Regions from separate parts of the Mus musculus genome. Here region 1 is linked to region 2. Evidence: chromatin contacts called from ENCODE Hi-C data. All regions are on one chromosome and are shown on one strand. Each heading gives the region's core, a stretch centred on a gene start or an enhancer-like site at or near the end of the contact. The rest is flanking DNA. Distances are from core to core; before and after follow the strand shown.

Region 1 (5,264 bases), core at 25-2,524, 350 kb before region 2:
CCTCGGCAGCCCAGGCTGTGGAGACCTAGCATCCTCCGAGCCAAGCTGCCAAAGGCATTGGGCAGGCCTGGGTCAGAGCCCCAACTGTTACATTCTTTCACCTTGGGCAAAGCACCTAACCCTCTCAGCTCAGTTCCTCCTCTGCTTGTTAGTGATAAAGAGGAGTAACCGAGACCGTCATGCAGAACTAGCTGATAAGACACCTGGCACAGGGACAGGAGGCCCGAGCAGTGATTAGCCCAGCTTATCGGCCTCGGCAGAGCCCAGGGGTATCAAGTAGCCTCAAAGTACAGCTGATAGATTAGAAAATGAGGACTTGCTGGGTTCCCTGCAGTCCAGAAACACACCAAGCAGTCCTGCTTTGGGGCCTTTGCAAATCCTGTTTCTCCACCCGGCTTCCTTATTTACTCTTGAAACCCTCCGCAAGGACCCTATTAAAATTATCAGAAGCCCTCTCTAGCATTGAGTGGCCCTTTTCCACTATTCTTTTCTCCATAAGATCTCTCACCAATCTGATACACCCTCTGCTTCATGTATTTGATTACTGTTGGTAATCAAACAGGGTTTTGGCTATTCACTGCTAACAAGTAGAAGAGTGCCTGACACATAGTAGGTGCTTAATAAATAGATGATCTAATTGAATGAAACTGTTAGGGTTGCTGGACCCATTCATCTCCTTGGCTTCCTCTTCACCTTTGACCCTATGCTCCTCATTCCACCCTCCCCTCAGGAAACTAGCCGACTGTGCCCAGCTGCTGGAGGTGGATGACATGGTGCGGCTGGCAGTGCCCGATTCCAAGTGTGTCTACACCTACATCCAGGAGCTATACCGTAGCCTTGTGCAGAAAGGGCTGGTGAAGACGAAAAAGAAATGAATGGCAAAGCCATGCGGGAGGAGGAAGCGGAGCCCAGCTGCCAACCGTGGCCTCGGGGTGCTTTCGCACCACCAGACATAAAGCAGGTGACACCAGTATCAACCGCACCGAAAGTGCTTTTTCAAAATTCCTCTCATTCCTTGCTGCTCCCCGCACCCCAACCAGCCACACGTATGTTACAGGCGGTGGGCCAAAAATAAAAAGAAACCTGCATTTGGAGCCATGTGTGGCAGTTTGCCAGGTCTCTTTTGCTCTCTCCACTTCCTCCCACTGAGCGGGGAGTTGAGGAACGCCGACTTCTAGACAGGAAGTAGACAATCTCTCGAAATCTCACACAACTGTGCTTCTGGAGCCGGTCGGTGGGTGGCGCTCGAGAGACAGCCACTATTCTAAGTAACTGGTTTCCAACAAAATTGACCACTCCTACTCTGAAGTTTTGCCTTGTGTCCACTTGTTTCCACTGTATGGAAGCTCAGTCGGTGATAGTGGACTCGTCTGGCGTATATGAAGCTGTGGACTCATTGTCTAGCACCGGGGAAGGGAAATCAGACATGCTGCCAAGGATATAGAAAGAAATGCGGTCTCTGCTGATTGTCAGAAGGACGTACACAATCCACTAATGAGCTGTTGCCTTGCACAAAACAATGGTGTTCCCCCTGTAGACCTCTGGAAGGCCCACCTAAGGATGGCCTAATCAGGGCCAGCATTTCTTATACCGTATGGGGGAATAGCCACTAGATGCCGAGTCACACTCTTTGTTAGTCCCTAGCCAGCCTGCTTTCTGATGAAACACTTCATTCATGGGGCTCACAGGGTAAAAGGTGCAGGCCACCAAGCCACACAGGCAACCTTAGCCGAATCCTCAGAACCTTCCTAGTGGAAGGAGAAATTTATGTCTCCAAAAAACTGTTCTTTTACCTCTACTCCCAAGCCATGCTATGTTCGAACACTTCTACACAAACACACAAAATTATTTTTAATGTAACAAAAACTTTAAAAACAAACCCCCAAACCACCCCATCCTCTCATGGAAAACTTAGCTGAACTCTGGAATCTGTCTGTGAAGTTAATGGCAGACAAGCAGACACATTTTGTGGAGCACCCCTGGACAGGGGTTGGGGATACACAAATCCCAGCTTCAGGCCTGCCCCCCCCCCCCCGAAATGTAGCCAGTCAGGGAGCAAACAATTCAGAAACATGAAGTCCGACTTCTGGGTGGAGGTTAGACTCTTTATCTTGAGATTCATCAGTGGAAAATAAGATGTTTAACACTTAAATCTGGACATGCCTATGACAAGCGCCGTTGATCTTGAAAGACCCACAACGTGAGGACTCCCCCACGTTCTGACTCAGGAGGGGCGACACCCCAAAATCACCCACGAGAAACGGTCTTGCTGCAAATTGCAAGAGGATTTTTATTCAAGAGCGCTCTCGGGCCCACGGTCATACACCACGCAGGGGTAGAGGACCGTGGCGCCCCGAGTAGCTGAGTAAGGGGGTATTTAAAGGAAAAAAAACACAACTCAAGGAGGTGGGAAGGGCGTTGTTGGAAAATACCAAAAATACCAGATAAGAGTCACAAGGAAGTACAAAGTCACAGGTGTCACAAGGAATACCTGGTAATTGTTAACTCTCAAGACAGTTTCTAAGAGCCTCTAACAATAGCACATTTGCATTGCAGTATTCATTCAAAGAAAGTCAAGGTGACTTTCTTTGAATGAATACTCCTTGAACTCAGGAAGTGGGTGGGTGGAGGAATGTCACTATCTGTTTTATGATTAGCATACCTTGGAGCACTGAGTTTACTACTCTTTCAATCTCAATCACTCAACAGTAAATTTGGTACCTTCTGTAGGCTCTGCCTTCTGAGCAGAGTCCTGCCTTTCTCACCCCTTGGTGCCTGGGCCCTGGGGCATTCAATTTTCTGCCAATTGGCCTGAAAGGTGGCCTAAGACAGAGAGAGCTGGAAAGCAGGCCTGAAACTGTGTGTACCTAACTCCCACTGGCTCTGAAGCCAAGGAGGATGTGGGGATGGTACATCTACAGCCAGACAGCTCAGGGAAGGAGCACACATCACACAGGCCCCCCCACCTCCATCACATACATACACACCAGGTACAAGATTCATAATTAGCAACTACAAAGGAAAACTTAGGCACAGGGTGAGCTTCCCAAGGCCTCGGGCACCAGTCGGTGATATCCATCTGCTAAGCAGACGATCCAGGCTTCAGAACAGAATTAAGAGGGCCGGTCCACTCCGAATTTAAGGGTGAACTCTTCTGCCTTCTTCCTGAACATCTCCGGGTTCTGAGTCAGGAGGTCAGCAAGTTCCAGACGCACAGGCTCTTCCAGATTCGGTTTACTCACCAGCACATTGAGGGCCTCCAAGACTGGGGGAGAGGACAGAGAAGGGCATCAGGACCAAGGAGAACCATGGGAGGAGGTAAGGTCTACTCATCTCCAGATTCTCCTGAAGCCCCACAATCATCCTCAGAGTACCACAAGAGCATACCATCACTTAGGATGGCTCCACAGCCAAAGCAGGTGTCCCTCTCATTCTTGACGGGTGAGGTTGAAACCCTGACTCATCCTCTCCTTTTATACAGGGTCTTACTATGAAACCCAGGCTGCACTTGAAGCCAAGTTCCTCTGCCTCCCATGTGCTAGGATTACCAACGCGTGCCACCATACCTGTCCCATGGTGTTCAAACGACTATTTGCCGTGCTTCAAAGAAGCTCCCCGTGAGATGAACGGGATTCGTGATCCTCATTTTTACGCTTTCTTTTTTACTTATTCTTCCCTCATACAATACATCCAGACTGCAGCCTCCCATTTGTCCCGTCCACCCAGCCCCCCTACACGCCTTCCCTCTCTCCCAGATCCACTGCTCCTCAGTTTTCCTTCAGAAAAGAGCAGGCCTCCCCATGATAGCAACCAAACATGGCCTAACAAGATGTAACACAAATCCTCATAGCAAGGTTGGACGAAGCAACCTAGTAGGAGGAAAAGGATCCCATGAGCGGGCAAAAGAGTCAGAGACTCCCCCACTCCCATTGTTAGGGGTCCCATAAAAACCCCTTGCTAAACAACCACAGCACATGTTTGCAAAGGGCTTGGTGCAGACCCATGCAGGGATTGCAGCAGCATCCTTTTACACGATCAAGAGGCTTGCTACATGTCCTAGGGTTTCCGTGACTGTGATGAAAGACCATGGCCAAAATCAACCTGTTGAGGAAAGGGCTTATTTAGCTAACAACTCTCAGGTCACACTCCATCATTGAGGGAAGTCAGGACAGGAACTGAAGCAGAGTCCACAAGGGAGCACTGCCTCCTGGCTTGTTGTTGGCACCGCCCACAGTGGGCAGACCTTCTCACAGTAATCTTTACTCAAGAAAATGCCAGACAGGGCTGGAGAGATGGCTCAGTGATTAAGAGCACAGACTGCTCTCCCAGAGATCCTGAGTTCAATCCCCAGAAACCACATGGTGGTTCACAGTCATCTCTAATGGAATCCGATGTCCTCTTCTGGTGTGTGTCTGAAGACAGCTACAGTGTACTCATATGAATAAAAGAAAATGTCAGACAGACAGACTTACCCACAGGCATTTTTCTCAATGATTCTAGCTCCTGGTAAGCTAACATAAAACTAACCAGCACACTATACCTGCTACATTTAAATATACACTCTACCCATTGGCTCCTGTAGGTCCTTCACCTAAGCTTCAGTGTCTCGGTTTATTCCACCAGGCTAATGGGAACACCACCTCACACCACCTCACACCAACTCACACCACCTCACACCATCTCACAGGATGAGATGATAGTCTTCTTATGCCCACCTCCTCCCTCTGAGGCCAAGCTCGCCCTCTCGCCCTCTCGCCCTCTCCCTCTCCCTCTCCCTCTCCCTCTCCCTCTCCCTCTCCCTCTCCCTCTCCCTCTCCCTCTCCCCTCCCCTCCCCTCCCCTCCCCTCCCCTCCCCTCCCCTCCCCTCCTCTCCTCTCCTCTTCTCTTCTCTTCCAGACACACAAACACACACACCATAGCTAAGTGTCTACATCACGCCTACGAGAATATGCTGACCATCCAGTGTATCAGGAAGCATCTTTCCATCCAACAGGGGTTCATCTCACACTAACATTTAAACATGTCACTCCGACTTGTTTATTTCTTAAATGCATTTACTGGGGATGGGATGGGTAGGTAGCTCATCAGTTAACAGTACTGCAGCTCTTTTTAGACGAACTGCGTTTGATTCCCAGCATCCACCTCACTTGAGTTAATGTCCATAACTCAAGTCCCAGGGTTCCAATACCCTTTCCTGGCCTTTACAGGCACTAGACACGCACATGGTACACAGACAGACATGCAGACAAAAAAATATCCTTAAC
Region 2 (4,945 bases), core at 2,389-4,888:
AACACTTATCCAGATCCACCCGCCATGCAACTTCCTGTCCACTCCTTACTCAGCCCCCCTCCCCTTGTTTGTTAATCCTGCTCTTAGGCTGCCCTTGCTGTTTTCTATGCATTTGCTTGGCTTCGTCTACTTAACACGATGGTTTTCATGGGTATCCGTTTTCTTGGGACTGACTTGATTTCACTCTTTGTGGATGAATAAGAACTCCATTATACATATGTGGCCTATTTTCTTCTTTATTTTCTCTCTCTCTCTCTCTCTCTCTCTCTCTCTCTTTTTAAATTTTATATGCCTTGGTGTTTTGCTTGCTAATACCGTCTTAGCACACAGATGTATGTCAGTGTCAGATCCCCTGTAACTGGAGTTACAGACAGTTATGTGTTGCCATGGGGGTGCTGGGAATCAACCCTGGGTCCTCTAGAAGAGCACCCAGTGTTCTTAACCATTGAGCCATCTTTCCAGCCTCGTGACATATTTTCTTTATCTGTTCATGTGACAAAGACACCCACATAGATCAAAAAGTATGAGTCTTTCAACCTTGCTTTTCTATAGGATTGCTTAAGCTGTGGTAAATAGCTAGAATCTCTACATGAATTTTAAGATTTCCTTATCAATGTTGACAAAAAAAATTTACCTGGGATTTGTATAGAGGTTACATGAAATATGTAGACTACACTGAGGAATATTGTCATCTTAATAGTAAAGTTTTTGTTCTGGGGACAGATGGGTATATTTTTAACCAGTTTGGGTCTTGAATCCGTCTCTATTTTTACTAGGTTAAATATACATCCCTGAATAATAGCTCAGACACTGGCAGGCCTCCCATCCTCTCACTCTGCTGTCTGCTAAAATGGATGTAGATGGGAGGAAGTGGATAAAACAGAGGAATATGAATCAAAAGAACGTCAGTCCCCCTATATTCTTGGCATGCCTTATTACGTGTGACAGTCAGGGATGTTGGTTTTGTGAGGATTTTTGAGTATTTATCATTTAATATTCCAAGAGAAAGCTTCCTCAATGAAACCGCACATTTAAAAAATCTATACACAATACATATGCTTCCTATTTACATATGCAGAATATTACAGTATATACATGTGTAACAGCATCCGCAAGTTGTAGATGGAAACACACTGATTTGTTCCATTGGTGAGCTATTTCTGGAGAGGGAAGATCATGGGGTGAAGAAGGAAGAGGCTAGGGCTCTGTGTGCATTTTTTTCTATAACAGTGTTTTCAGGTATTTCTGTCATAACTTTAGATTTGAGGTATTTTTTGTCAACATCTGTCATAATAAGACTAAATCACATACTGAATTTGAGATCCAGGGTGATGTTGAAAGCTGGGTGAAGTTGGGATCACAGGAGTGGAGTGGGTATATTTAATGCTCTTTCAACTGTGGCCATGTCTTCAGCAGCTTGTAAAGGTCTGCTTCCATGAGGCCTTGTATTCTACGTATATAGGGGTCTTGTTGTCTGATGGCTGACACTCAGACAGTGTCACTGATTCCAGTAACAGTCTCACGACTGAAGCACAGGAAGATGTTGATCTCTGAGTCCTCTGGCCATCAGTGTGGTCACAAACATATTCATCTGGGTGATAGATATTCAAACTGCTACCACAGTCTTTTCTGAGAGTCTAGTAACAAGTTAGTTGTATTGTTCTGGGAAAAGCAGCACACCCTGGGGGTTTAATGGGGGACAAAACCATTCAGTTCACCTCAAGCAAGAAACCAAGGACATATTGGTAAACTATGTATCTGATAATGCATCGATTTACATAAGAATCCCATTCTTTTAAGGACTATCTATTTATCCTCTATGCCAACACACACATACTTTTATTTTAAGCCTGGCCATGTTTGTTTGGGGCCGCAGAGATGACTAGGCTGTTAAGAGCCATTGATGCTTTCTCAGAGGATCAGAGTTTGCCTTCCAGCATCCATATCAGGCTGCGTACAAGCCCCTGTAACTCCAGCTTCATGACCTCCCCCACCCTCTTCTGCCACTCTCACCCCACCCTGCTACTACAGACACAGATACATACGTTCTCATAAAAAAAGGATCAGTCATGGTTTGGATATTGCCTTTGCTTATGCCAGATCCCTTGTAGCTTTAGCATCATTTGAGTCAGGTTTGCAGTTCATGAAATCCATGCAGGTCCCCACTGTGTCCCATTTTAAAGGAACTCCAGTGAGAGGTTCCAGTGTTTACAAATTGAAATTGCCAGCGCTATTTACTGGCTGTTTGGACCTGGTGTATTAAGAAAGTAGCCGAACTCTTTCAATGGCTCAGAATCCAGGAATGGTGAGGCTCATATTCTATGCTGTGTGGAGGGGAAAAAAGGAAGAGGCTGTCCTGAGACAGAGAATAAAGCGATTAGAGATCCCTGATGGTGCTCAGTCACTTGGTTCTAGCTGTTTCTGAGATTAATACAAATCAGTCCTTCTAGGCCCAGGTAGCTCCACATTGTCTGGAACGTGGTTAGTGACATTTTGACCGAATTCATCTAAGCTGGTTTTGACTACGTTGGAACCAAGCACAGACTAGATGACTAAATAAGTGATTTTTTTAAGCTGCAGCCTTTAAATAGGATTAACTTGGTAGACGTAGAGTCTCTATTCTTGAGTTTTTAGCAGGCATTCTACCTAAGCCGGCATTCTGAACCAGGCAGACAAAAACCTTACCTCCCAGTACATTCAAAACACAGCTGCAACGGACTTCCCGTGGAACCAAATGGAATCAAAGCGTCTCCGAAAGTATTTGAAAAAAATCAAATTAAAACCTAGATGTTTAGTAGAAATACTCTTTATAATCACATGTGTGGATCAGACTCTCATAATGGCATGAGGTATGTTGTATGAATTATAAATTTGTAACATTTTCAATGGGCACACATTACTTCACTATTCATGTATTTCAGTCCACCCATGCCTTTTTTATTTCTTTTTCTTTTTCTTTTCTTTCTTTCTTTCTTTCTTTTTTTTTTTTTTTTTTTTGAGATAGGGTTTCTCTGTGTAGCCCTAGCTGTCCTGGAACTCACTCTGTAGACCAGGCTGGCATGGAACTCAGAATATTTATGTATTTTCTATTTGTCAGTATTCTGATTTGGCAGTTTCTGGAATCAAGAATTATGACAGAAATTTCTATAACTTAAAAATTATGCAGTCTTAGTTATTCTGTTATAGAAGTAAAAATTGAGACAATAACGTATATGATACAAAGACAGGCATTTGAAGGGGTAGCTGTAGATCACGCATTTGCGCTGACTCTGAAGCCTCAACATCCCGTTTCCCGGTCCTTTCCCGGTCCGGCATCGTTTCCTTTCCCCTTTGAGTGCAAAGAGGAAGTCTTTGTGTGTGTGTGTGTGTGTGTGTGTGTGTGTGTGTGTGTGTGTGTGTGTGTGTATTTTGTTTTTTAAAGCTACATGTTTTTCAACTTCTTTTCCTTTTAAGATCCAGATCTTTAAATCTTTCTGAAACAGGAAATGTCCCACTTCCTACGGGAATCCATTTCCCTCGGGCTGCAAAAGGGCTGGCTCATCACTTGCCTGTCTTAAAGGCGGACAACTCCTTAAACCAGGGAAAGGTGACTTGATGAGCTGCAGGGAGGGAGTGGCTGGGGTCCATTGTGTTCAGCTACTCAGTGCTTATCTCGCAGAAAACCTGGTTAGGAAACGGGAGTTCTCAAACAAATACCACAAGAGACAAGGAGGGGATTTGTGACAATGCTTCCTTCTGAAGGAGGGACCAAAGCAAGAGGAAAGAGAGACAAAGTTGAGAGCTGCCTTCAGAATGTTGACGTCAAGAACAACAAAATAATTGGAAAATAAGAGTTCTGACTAAGAAAGCAAAGTTGCTGAGTGGCATGGAAAGTGCAACCTGTTTATACCCAAACCAGTTTTTAAAAACATACTAATATAACAAGTATAATAAGCAGGTATTTTATTATTTTAGTATATATATTATATATACATATATGTGTGTAATATATTATATATAATTATATATATAATATTTTGTGTACATATACAAAATCATATAAAATATTATATATAATCTTTAATGATTTTTTTACTATTTACATTTTTCACACTTTTTCTAATTAGATATTTTCTTCATTTACATTTCAAATGCTATCCCAAAAGTCCCCTATACCCTCCCTCCTGCCCTGCTCCCCAACCCACCCATTCCCGCTTCCTGGCCCTGGCATTTTCCTGTACCGGGGCATATGATCTTCTCAAGACCAAGGGCCTCTCCTCCCATTGATGGCCTACTAGGCCATCCTCTGCTACATATGCAACTAGAGACACAGCTCTGGAGGGTACTAGTTAGTTCATATCGTTGTTCCTCCTATAGAGTTGCAGACCCCTTCAGTTCCTTGGGTACTTTCTCTAGCTCCTTCATTAGGGGCCCTGTGTTCCATCCAATAAATGGCTGTGAGCATCCACTTCTGTATTTGCCAGGCGGTGGCATAGCCTCACAGGAGACAGCTATATCAGGGTCCTGTCAACAAAATCCTGCTGGCATATGTAATGGTGTCTGGGTTTGGTGGCTGATTATGGGATGGATCCCCGGGTGGGGCAGTCTCTGGATGGTCCTTCCTTCCTTCTCAGCTCTGAACTTTGTCTCTGTAACTCCTTCCATGGGTCTTTAATGATTTTTTACAGTCCAGTTGTTACCCCATTCTGGTCTGCCTCTGACAGTTCCTCATCCCATTCCTTCCTCTTTCCCGAAGTCCCCTCTCAAAGAGGATCCCCCCACCCCCACTTCTCCACTCCCTGGGACCTCTAGTCCCTCAAGGGTTATGTGTGGCATCTCTGACTGAAGCCAGACCTGGCAGTCCTCTGCTGTATATACATGTCAGGGGCCTCAGTCCAGCTAGTATGTGCTGCCTGCCGAACCAGTTTTTTTATTCATTCATTTTAGGTTGCATTTACAGCATCAA

The links. A loop is a pair of places that touch in the nucleus more often than their neighbours do.
Region 1: a map of heart shows a loop between it and region 2 (2.6-fold over the local background). The contact joins two enhancer-like sites. A Hi-C loop is called at or near these places in 4 of 37 maps with a recorded cell type or tissue (gastrocnemius, heart and left cerebral cortex).

The regions. Positions count from the first base shown.
Region 1 is chr2:84,807,006-84,812,269 of GRCm38, reverse strand. It overlaps Ube2l6 (ubiquitin-conjugating enzyme E2L 6), which reads right to left. Exons shown (of 4, transcript NM_019949.2): 4 at 2,267-3,265. The coding sequence ends at 3,114. It overlaps Smtnl1 (smoothelin-like 1), which reads left to right. Exons shown (of 8, transcript NM_024230.2): 8 at 731-1,094. The coding sequence ends at 875. Among named protein-coding and RNA genes, the nearest start is that of Ube2l6, 11 kb to the right of the region's middle. Within about 2 kb of position 1,274, at least 1 of the 3 ENCODE cell types and tissues checked has a DNase peak (open chromatin) inside an H3K27ac peak, as active enhancers do; it is heart, where a contact is called at or near this core.
Region 2 is chr2:84,458,489-84,463,433 of GRCm38, reverse strand. All of the region lies in intron 2 of Tfpi (tissue factor pathway inhibitor), which reads left to right. Among named protein-coding and RNA genes, the nearest start is that of Tfpi, 13 kb to the left of the region's middle. Within about 2 kb of position 3,638, at least 1 of the 3 ENCODE cell types and tissues checked has a DNase peak (open chromatin) inside an H3K27ac peak, as active enhancers do; it is heart, where a contact is called at or near this core.